Regions from separate parts of the Homo sapiens genome. Here region 2 is linked to region 1. Evidence: chromatin contacts called from ENCODE Hi-C or POLR2A ChIA-PET data. All regions are on one chromosome and are shown on one strand. Each heading gives the region's core, a stretch centred on a gene start or an enhancer-like site at or near the end of the contact. The rest is flanking DNA. Distances are from core to core; before and after follow the strand shown.

Evidence for each region. Hi-C counts contacts between places; a loop is a spot of excess contacts on that map. ChIA-PET counts read pairs that join two places held with the same protein, here RNA polymerase II (POLR2A).
Region 2: a loop to region 1 is called in a map of endothelial cell of umbilical vein, with 1.8 times the contacts of the local background. The contact joins two enhancer-like sites. A Hi-C loop is called at or near these places in 1 of 168 maps with a recorded cell type or tissue (endothelial cell of umbilical vein). POLR2A ChIA-PET finds 5 or more read pairs at or near these places in 2 of 52 experiments (activated CD4-positive, alpha-beta T cell and naive thymus-derived CD4-positive, alpha-beta T cell).

Annotation. Positions count from the first base shown.
Region 1 is chr2:179,458,973-179,464,298 of GRCh38, reverse strand. All of the region lies in intron 6 of ZNF385B (zinc finger protein 385B), which reads left to right. Among named protein-coding and RNA genes, the nearest start is that of SESTD1, 200 kb to the right of the region's middle. RefSeq lists an enhancer at 3,164-4,363. Within about 2 kb of position 3,643, at least 6 of the 41 ENCODE cell types and tissues checked have a DNase peak (open chromatin) inside an H3K27ac peak, as active enhancers do.
Region 2 is chr2:179,236,345-179,241,167 of GRCh38, reverse strand. The region is part of intron 1 of SESTD1 (SEC14 and spectrin domain containing 1); the gene reads left to right. Among named protein-coding and RNA genes, the nearest start is that of SESTD1, 26 kb to the left of the region's middle. Within about 2 kb of position 1,772, at least 2 of the 41 ENCODE cell types and tissues checked have a DNase peak (open chromatin) inside an H3K27ac peak, as active enhancers do.

The DNA of each region.
Region 1 (5,326 bases), core at 2,394-4,893:
AACCTACAGAATGGGAGAAAATTTTTGCAATCTAGCCATCTGACAAAGGGCTAATATCCAGAATCTACAAAGAATTTAAACAAATTTACAAGAAAAGAAACAATCCCATCAAAAAGTCAGCAAAGGATATGAACAGACACTTCTCAAAAGAAGTCATTTATGCAGCTAACAAATATATGAAAAAATGCTCATCATCACTGGTCATTAGAGAAATGCAAATCAAAACCACAGTGAGATACCATCTCACGCCAGTTAGAATGGCAATCATTAAAAAGTCAGGAAACAACAGGTGCTGGAGAGGATGTGGAGAAATAGGGATGCTTTTACACTGTTGGTGGGAGTAAAAATCAGTTCAACCATTGGAAGACAGTGTGACAATTCCTCAAGGATCTGGAACTAGAAATACCATTTGACCCAGCAATCCCATTACTGGGTATATACCCAAAGGATTATAAATCATTCTACTATAAAGACACGTGCACACGTATGTTTATTGCAGCACTATTCACAATAGCAAAGACTTGGAACCAACCCAAATGTTCATCAATATTAGACTGGATAAAGAAAATGTGGCACATATACACCATGGAATACTATGCAGCCATAAAAAAGATGAGTTCATGTCCTTTGCAGGGACATAGATGAAGCTGGAAACCATCATTCTCAGCAAACTATCACAAGAACAGAAAATCAAACACCGCATGTTCTCACTCATAAGTGGGAGTTGAACAATGAGAACACATGGACATGGGGCGGGGAACATCACACTCTGGGGCCTGTTGGGGAGTTGGGGGCTAGGGGAGGGATAACATTAGGAGAAATACCTAATGTAGGTGATGAGTTGATGGGTGCAGCAAACCACCATGGCACATGTATACCTACGTAACAAAACTGCACGTTCTGCACATGTACCCCATAACTTAAAGCATAATAAGAATAAAAAAAAGAAATAGAGAGGCCAAGTGGAAGCATACACCTTTTCCTCAGAGATGTGAAGAAAATGGGTGCAGATGGAAGAAATTGTAATATTGAGGTGATCTCATCCAGCTTCCCCATTTCTCTAAGGAAAAGGAGACCAGACATTAGCTCATAAGAGATTTGGAGCAATGGTAGGGACTTTAGAACAAGGATAAAACTTCCATGCAGAAGTTTTATCTGCATGGACTATACACACTGATTGATGTGTATATATAATCATTTTATATAATCATGTCTTTATATAATCATTTCTCCCTGTTTTATTTATTGACCTCTTCTGAGGTATATATAACTTTTTATTATATATGTTTCTAATTTAAGCAAATCTAATCCATATGAATATAGAATTTTAAAATAATTGTGTGTGATTATTGCACTGCCAAGAAAGCTCTATTTTCACAAACACACACACACACACATCTTTTAAATAGTGCGTTCAAATTATCACTAAATTTTCCAAGATCTTTATGCACATAACCTTTCAGGAAAATATCTAATAAAGTAAGGCAATCTGAGAGTTGTATCTGATCATTATCTGCAATGTTGGCCTTTTCTTCCTGCTCCTTTAGATAGGTGTAGTCCCATTACACTACAAATGAATACTCCTTTTTTGTGCATCTAACAATATAGTGATGATACTCTAGCATCTTTACATCTCTTACAACATTTTATTTTGCAGAGAACTCCAAGGTACTGAATTCATTTGTTCATCTTGCAGCCTGTGTGCTTTTTTTTTTAATCCATTAACTATCTTAATGGAATTCTACCTTAAACTTTTAAAATATATGTCATCAGTTGGTGGCTTCTATCAGTTGTATTTTGTCAAATGTGTAGGTAAGGAGGAGACGAACAAGGCAAAGGCTTAAGTCTCCTGCAGCACACCAGTTTACATACATACAGGTTTGCAGTGTGGTTTTTCCCCCTTTTGTCTGCTGTAGAGCCCCCTGAGCTTTTCAGCTTTATTTCTCACAAGACTGCACAATTGGAAGAAAGTAGGTACTCTGACTGATGCCCATTAATTTCTTATTATTTAGAAAGTGGAAAGATAAAGCAGAGAATGATTTCAGAATTCCTTATCAAAGTGAGCTAACTTGGTTTAATGAGTGTTAAACAGTAATATGGGCATTGCTTTGTTTTTTGGAATAATAATGAGATGTTGTACAAGGTGCTTGTGAATACAGGAAAGAATGTGACCATCAGTCCTTTCACTGCATGCCTCTGTTTAGTGCAATATTAAGTATAAAAAGGAAAAATTCATTGTATTAGTTGACAAGCATTATTCTTCAGAGACCTCAGAAAGCACAAAGTGCAATTCTATTGAAATTGTGGCCTTGGTGACCTGAGAACTTTTTTCAAGTTTTGGGGCTTCTTTGCTATTCTGGAAGGCTTATTTCAGAAGATGTCAACAGGTATCAGTGAGCCTAATGAGTCCTCCCTGATAAATGGCATGGATTTAGAAATTCACAGGTCCTGGGGAGTGTGGAATAGAATTCATGACCCTGGCCTCATTATCTGAGCTTACTTCTTACAACTATTACCTTTCCATTGCATTTTCCACCTGAAGCCCTCACTTCACTTTTACAGTGTTCTTGGTTCTTAAAGTCAATAAGAAAAGGGTAGTATTTTGCACATGTAAGCATTAAGGTCCCAATCACATAAATCACTTGCTTAAGATGACTCAATCAGTCAAAAATGGAATTAGAAATAGCCAGGTTTTTCTGGCTAAAAGGCCAGGAAGTTTTATTAGCATCCTAAATACTGTTATCTCAAATCTTAGTAAATGACATCACCCACTATTTTTCAAGTGCTCATGCTAAAACCATGGTAATGAGACTTGATTCCTCTCTTTCTTTAATGTCCCACACCTAATGAATAAGTCTAGTTGGTTCTACATACAAATATATTCTGAAACCACTGCTCAATTCTCTACCACTACCACCTTTGTCTAAGCAACCATTAGCTCTCTCATGGGCAACTGCAGTCGTTTCTTGACTGATCTCCTCATGTTTATCCTTTCACAGTCTATTCTCCACGCAAGAGGCAAAATGGTCTTATGAAGACAGGAATCAGATCATCTCTCTCCCCTACTCAGCAAACATACTTATGTTACATCCAAATTTCTCTCATGCTCTACCAGGCTGTATGTGATCTGGTGCCTCCAACTCCTCCACCTCACATCCTGCAATCAGACCCCAGTCTCACTGACTTTCTTGTCCTTGTTTGTTCCCGCTTCAAGGTTTTTAGACTTACTATGCTTTCTTCCTGGAACACTCTTTCTCCCAGAACTCCTATTATTTCATTCACATATCTGTTAAATATTGTAATTGCCTAACAGGTTCATCTTGCTTGCTGCACAGATAAAACCAATCCACTGAGAGCAGTACTGTGGTAGGAAAAGTTTAATAGTTGCAAGGCTAGCCAAGTGAGAGGATGGGAGTAATTACTCGAATCAGCTGCCCTGAAAGCTTGGAGGTTAGAGTTTTTCAAGGATAGTTTCATGGGCAGGGGGCTAGGGAATGGGAAATGCTGATTGTTTGGCAATGAAATCGTAGAGGTATGGAAAACTGTCCTCGTGGCTGAGTCAGCCTCTGAGTCAGGACCACAGGACTGGTTGAGTCATGAGTCATGGGTCTGAGTGGAGTCAGTCAGTTGAAAAGTCTGAAAAACATCTCAAAAAACCCATCTTAGGTTCTACAACAGTGATGTTGTCTATAAGAAAGATTGGGAAAGTCACAAATCTTGTAACTTCTGGCCACAGGACTTCTGAGCAGTAAGGGATTGTAGAAAAGCAAGCTAAGAAACAATGGCTGGTTATCGTTTAACTACACCTATATCTTAGCAGAATTCAGGCCCCTTTAATACTCTTAATCTTATCACCTTTCAGTAGACTTACAAAACAAGGCAGGGAGGGTCAATTTTAGGGAGGAACTATTATCATCCTTGCTTCAAAGTTAAACTGTAAACTAAATTCCTGCCATGGTTAGCTTGGCCTACACCCAGGACTGAGTGAGGACAGCCAGCCTGTGAGAATAGAAGCAAGATGGAGTCAGCCATGTTAGATATCTCTGTCTCAATCTTTGCAAAGGAGGTTTCAATATCACCTCTTCAGATAGGCCTGAGCTGACTCTTTACCATGACCAGCTTTATTTTTCTTCTTAGTGCACTTACTACTATGAGACATTATATATTTTTTTTTCTTTTCTTTTCTTTTCTTTTTGAGACAGAGTCTTACTCTGTTGCCCAGGCTGGAGTGCAGTGGCAAGATCTCGGCTCACCGCAACCTCTGCCTCCCAGGTTCAAGCAATCCTCTTGCCTCAGCCCCCCTAGTAGCTGGGATTACAGGCACGTGCCACCATGCTCAGCTAATTTTTGTATTTTTAGTAGAGACGGGGTTTCACCATGTTAGCCAGGCTGGTCTTGAACTCCTGACCTCAGGTGATCCACCCGCCTCAGCTTCCCAAAGTGCTGGGATTACAGGCGTGAGCCACCACGCCTGGCCGCTATATATATTTTTTACATATATAATTTATATATAGTTTTATATATGTTTTGAATATATGTGCTTTGATATTTATTACATATAATAAAAGTTTATGCATTTATTATTATAATGCACATTTTTTATTTAATAAATAGACTTATAAATTAAGATTTACATTTAAATTAATTAAAATACATTTGTATATATAAATCCACACACACATACACACACACACACACACACACACACACTTATTTTCTCTCTCCCCCACTAGATGATTAATTCCACTGAGTCAGAGACTTGGTATTTTTACTGCTAACTTCCATGCCTGATATAGTATATAGCACATAATAGGTGCTCAATCAGTAGTTGTTGAATGGATGGATGTTTATTTCCTTAGGACAGATTTCTAGAGGGAGACTTTCTTGGTGAAATGATATTAATTTCATATATTGTTTAACAACAGTTATACTACTTTTCCACTCCACCAAGCCCAGATGCCTATATTGTATCTGCCCCACTTATTGTAATTTCTAAATCTTTGCCATCTCTCAGAGGCAGAAAATGATACTTCTTAGTGGCCTTAATTAAACCAACTTAATAAACCAAGACATACATTATCAAAAACAAAAATGCAAAGAAATTTTTATCTAATATAGGGAATCAGAGACCTCCTTTTGAGTGTCCATTAATTCTTCTGGGAATCAGAGAAGACCTGAAAATTCAGAGAAAACACCTATGCAAAATTTTTCTTAAAAGAAGCTTTTGAAGACTATTGTCATTTACTTTCTTAGGTACATGCAAACTTGCAACTATAGGGGAGGAAAAAATAATTTTCTCTCCTTCTGAGTTCTTGGTTGGGACCGA
Region 2 (4,823 bases), core at 523-3,022, 220 kb after region 1:
TATTATCATGCAACTTCTACTATATTCTATTTTATTGATTTCCTTTGTTTGTGCCCTCATTCTGCTTTTTATCCCATTTACTGCACTTTTATTTAATTATTGTATTTTTTGGTTCTAAAGTTTCCATTTGGTTCACTTATATTTTCTGTTTGTTTGCCAAGATTGTCTGTTTTCTTAGTGAGGGTTTCTTTTTTTTTGTTTTAAACATGTTCATAATTCCTTGTGGAAGCATTTTCATCATGGCTGCTTTAAAATCATTGTCAGATCATTCTAACAGCGCCCCTTGTGGGCTCCACTGGGCTCCACTCACACAACAGGGATGGGGGATGTTGGAGGTGGGAGATCATTACTAGATGAATGTGTTGGATCCCTACTTGGCTTTCTCTCACTTCACACTCCTGAGGGGTGTTATATGCCTCCTTACAGACTTTCAAGAATGAAAGTCTAGGCCCTCCACTTGACCTTCTGGCATGGGTGAGGGTGAGGCCAGTGTTTTGTGTATTTTGGGCTAGAGTAGCACTTTTTTTGTCTAAAGTTTTTTTTCTTGCTGGACTGCTCCTTCCTGGTCTTTTGACTGGCGGCTTTTGTTGGGGCTTTATTTTTGTCTTCTCCTATTGTTATTTCCAGGTTGCCGGTTTTACAGCTGCAAGTCTGAGATGTAATTAGGCAAAAAGAAAACTCAAGGGAAACTTAATCTTAGGTCCTGAGGCCCCTAGTCAGTCTGTGTTCCTTTCTCTACCGTTCACAGACTTCTTAGGCTTGTTTTATATGTAATGTGTAGCACTTTTATTTGTACTTAGTGAGAGGAATAGGAAAAATTGTATCTACTCCATCTTCCAGGAAGTAGAACACCAAGTCACTCCTTTTAGAAAACCTCCAGTGACTCTCTGTTGCCTGTAGATCATCATCTAAGTTTCTTCGTCTGTTATTCAGAGAGCTTCTTAATCTGTGAAGAATCTTAGCTTTTCTCTCCTCTTCCAACTACTCCTGTGTGTCTCTGTTACACCATTTGATGTTCTATAGAATTCTATTCTATAGGATTCTGCGTTTCTACTGTCTGTATACCATGACCTTGATCAATTTGTTCTTCTGTCTGAAATGCACCAATCGTTCATCTCAAGGCCATGTGTCTCATCACCTTGTAATCTGCAAGCTGTTAGGTATTTGACTGGATCATCAGTTGTTTCAGAAGATGTGAAGCTGGAACTATTGAAAAATGTCAAAATAATATGTTCTGCACCAGAATAGTTTGATTGTCCTTCTAAAGTAAGGTAATGATTGTAAATTGGTTGTTAATATATCAGTATCACCAGTCACTGATTGTGGAGCATCTACTCTTTGTTGAGTATTGGACTTAAACATTGGAATAGTAGATAATTTAAGGTTTGCATGTAGTTAAATGGCATTTCTTTAAGAATAAAGCGTTAGTAGTGCTAAATGATGCCTTATTGTTTTAATCTATCTTAATAATGATAAAGACTTGGCCAGTGGTTTTGAATCCTAGCTGCATATGTTGTTTACCTGGGGGGCTCTGAAATAATTCCTGTGCCTAGGTCTAAACCCAGAGATTGTCATTCAGTTGATTTGAACTGGGGCTCTCACATTTATATTTTTTAAAAGCTCCCCACATGATTCTAATGTGTAGCTGGGTTAAAATATAAGTGAATACCAGTGGTTTCAGTCACTTTTAAAGTTCTTTCCCAGAATGCTTCCAGCTGTGCAGCTTTTAACTTTATACTTCAAAGTCTTTACCTTAGCAGATTCAAAAAAAAAACCTTGTACTTCCTGCAGATGACTCATCCAGGAGAGTCATTATATGAACTATGAGCTGGTTTGCAAAAGGAAGAAAACATTTTGTGGCAGTAATTAAATTTCTGTAGACAATATGAAATAACAGAATTCAGGATTATTCTCTCAAAGATTTAAAAAAAAATTCTCTATTCATTTTTTTAAAAGGTGGTTGCAGGAACAGTACAGAGCTTATAGCATCCTATATAATCCATTGATACTGTAGACTTTTGTTGAATTAATAGTCTTAATCTCACTTCAAGTGTTTACTTTTGTCAGATACTAAGATACATAGTTGGCACAAATATAGATAATAAATAATTTACTGCTACAGCAGAGAAATCAAACATTAGTCGTGATTAATAAATGAGACACTCTTGAATTTCTTATGATAAAACTGGTGTAAACATTTGGCATGTAAGTAGTTAATGTATTTAATTTAAGAGACTGACAGACTTTTAGTTTCTAATAATAAAAGCAGTTAGGGATAAGAAAACGAGGGCAAGGCAGAGGAAGAAAAGAAGGAGAAAAGAGGTCAGTTAATAAAGAACATAGAGAAAAAATAGACTCAAAGATAAGAATTCAATTAACTTTGTGACAACAAAGCCTTTCCTCTGAGGAAGAAGAAATTAGGTGCTCTAGTTCATTATTTATTTTAGGGCCATATACTCAATTTGGTTTATTATATTATGACTCCAAAGCACAGAAAGAATTATAAAATAACACTGACCTTTTTCCCTACACATAGTAATTTATTGAGCAATAAGTTTCTAGTTTCTTACAGAAACTGGCATGACTGAGGGGACTACTTCAAAGGGGCTGATGCTTCATATTAGGTTAATCTCTAGGAATGGTAATAAGAACATTATTAGATAATTGTCAAAGTATTTGTCAAATTTTGTTTTTCTAAATGTATAAGCTGTAACTTTTATTTAATATATATTTTTATGGAATCTAAGAATTTTGAAGAAATTTGATCATGACAGGATTTCTAAGGCCATGAGAAGGCGTTAATTTTATTATGCCAACAGTTTTCTGTGGACTTACTAGTATGATTGTACAGTTGATCCTTGAACAATAGGTTTGAACCAGATGGGTTCACTTTATGTGGCTTTTCTTCTATATCTGTCACCCCTGAGACAGCAAGGCCAACCTATCCTCTTCCTCCACTTTCTCAACTGACTCAATGTAAAGACAACAAGGATGATGACATTTTTGATGATCCACTTCCAGTTAATGAATAGTAAATATATGTTCTCTTCTTTTGATTTTCTTAATAAGATTTTATTTTCTCTAGCTTTATTGTAAGAATATTGTATATAGTACATATACAAAATATATGTTAATTGCTTTTATGTTATTGGTAAGGCTCTGGTCAGCAGTAGGCTCTTAGTAGCTGAGTTTTTGGGGAGTCTGAAGTTACATGTGGATTTTTGACTATGTGGAGGGCAGGTGCCCATAATCCCTGTATTGCTCAAAGGTCCACTTACAATTAATACTTACAGTTTCATTTCCAAATTTGTATGCCATGACTGGATCTCTGTTATTCTGGCAAGAGATAAAGATACTGACTCCCATGGAGTCTCTGATGAGCAGGGGTGGGGCAAGTCTCTGTACTCAAACATTGAGGGCAGATTTTGAAGTTACCCTTTATGCTTCTATATTTGGCATATGTGTCATATTACAAGTTTGGAAAATGAGCTTACTGACAGAAGGGACCATGGAAAAAAATCACTTTCCTTATTTCAAAAGAAAATAAATCTTTTTAAAAATTAGCCCTTAAAATTATCTCCAAACTTAGCCATTTGTCTTATGTTCACTGACAGTATGCTTGGGACTTGTAGGGAAGGGACACACACACAATGGTAAATAAAAACTGGCTCAGTGCCTGACTTTGTAAAGCACATGTTTTTAATAGATGCTAAATTTTATGCCTGGAAATGTAGGCTACGATGGAAATGTGGGAAGGGCCAGGTAAACAAGGATCAAATTACGCCAAGTCCCCCAAAAAGACTAACACAAAGTGAACATCAGAAGGTCATCGGAAAAACCAGGAGAATGGGGTATTAAAACACAAGAAGACAGGAAAAGCAGTGCTAATTTCTGTAAGTATGGTTATGGATATTTGTGTGTCATGGTATTTTTTTTTTCACAGAAGCTTTCATATAGATTATCATGTCTTTACTGATTTAAGGATCTCTGTTTTAGGATTAGAAAATAATTTCATTTGTCCCTGTAATAATGTACATTATTAGAAAATAATTTCATTTGTCCCTTAGAAAGGAGGGCAAGTGCAACATTTGCAATGTTTTCTTTTAAACATTTTTCTGATAGAAGATTATATAATCAGTTTGGTTTTAGATCAAGAAAATACGATTAAGACCTAATTAGATATTTTTATAGACTTGATTTTAAATCAGTAATTACTGCTTTTAAAACGCTTTGACCAAAAAGATGATCCTTGTAATTAAATATTACCAAGTAAAACTACTTGGTAAAATATGGTTTTATATTATTCTATTTACATACATTTATTTTGGTCCCAACTCATGATTGTAAAGCCTGTGAACCACAAAGTGTTCTGGATCATCAAACGATAGCAAATAAAAATTAAAAAAAAAAAAAAAAAACTACATCAGATTTTTTTTCAAACATGAGTGTAAAATAATTAAGTCTAGGACTTGTTCTTACATATTAAATTACAAGTAAGAGCACGGGTCATCTCCCCTATTTAAATATTTTTCAGACTGAAATTTATTTTTTCATTTTCTTAGATTTTACTTGTCAACATACAGATTGAGGCTTTCTTAACATCTACCCTTTGCTATATGCTCAGGTCATGTGTATGTATATGTACATATAATTTAAAAAAATTACTTTTTAGATACAGGATCTCTCTGTGTTGCCCGGGTTAGAGTGCAGTGGCACGATTGTAGCTCATTGTAACCTCAAACTCCTGGGCTCAAGTGGTCCTCCCACCTCAGCCTCGCAAGTAGCTAGGGCTGTAGACATGTGCTACCATGCCCAGCTTTTTT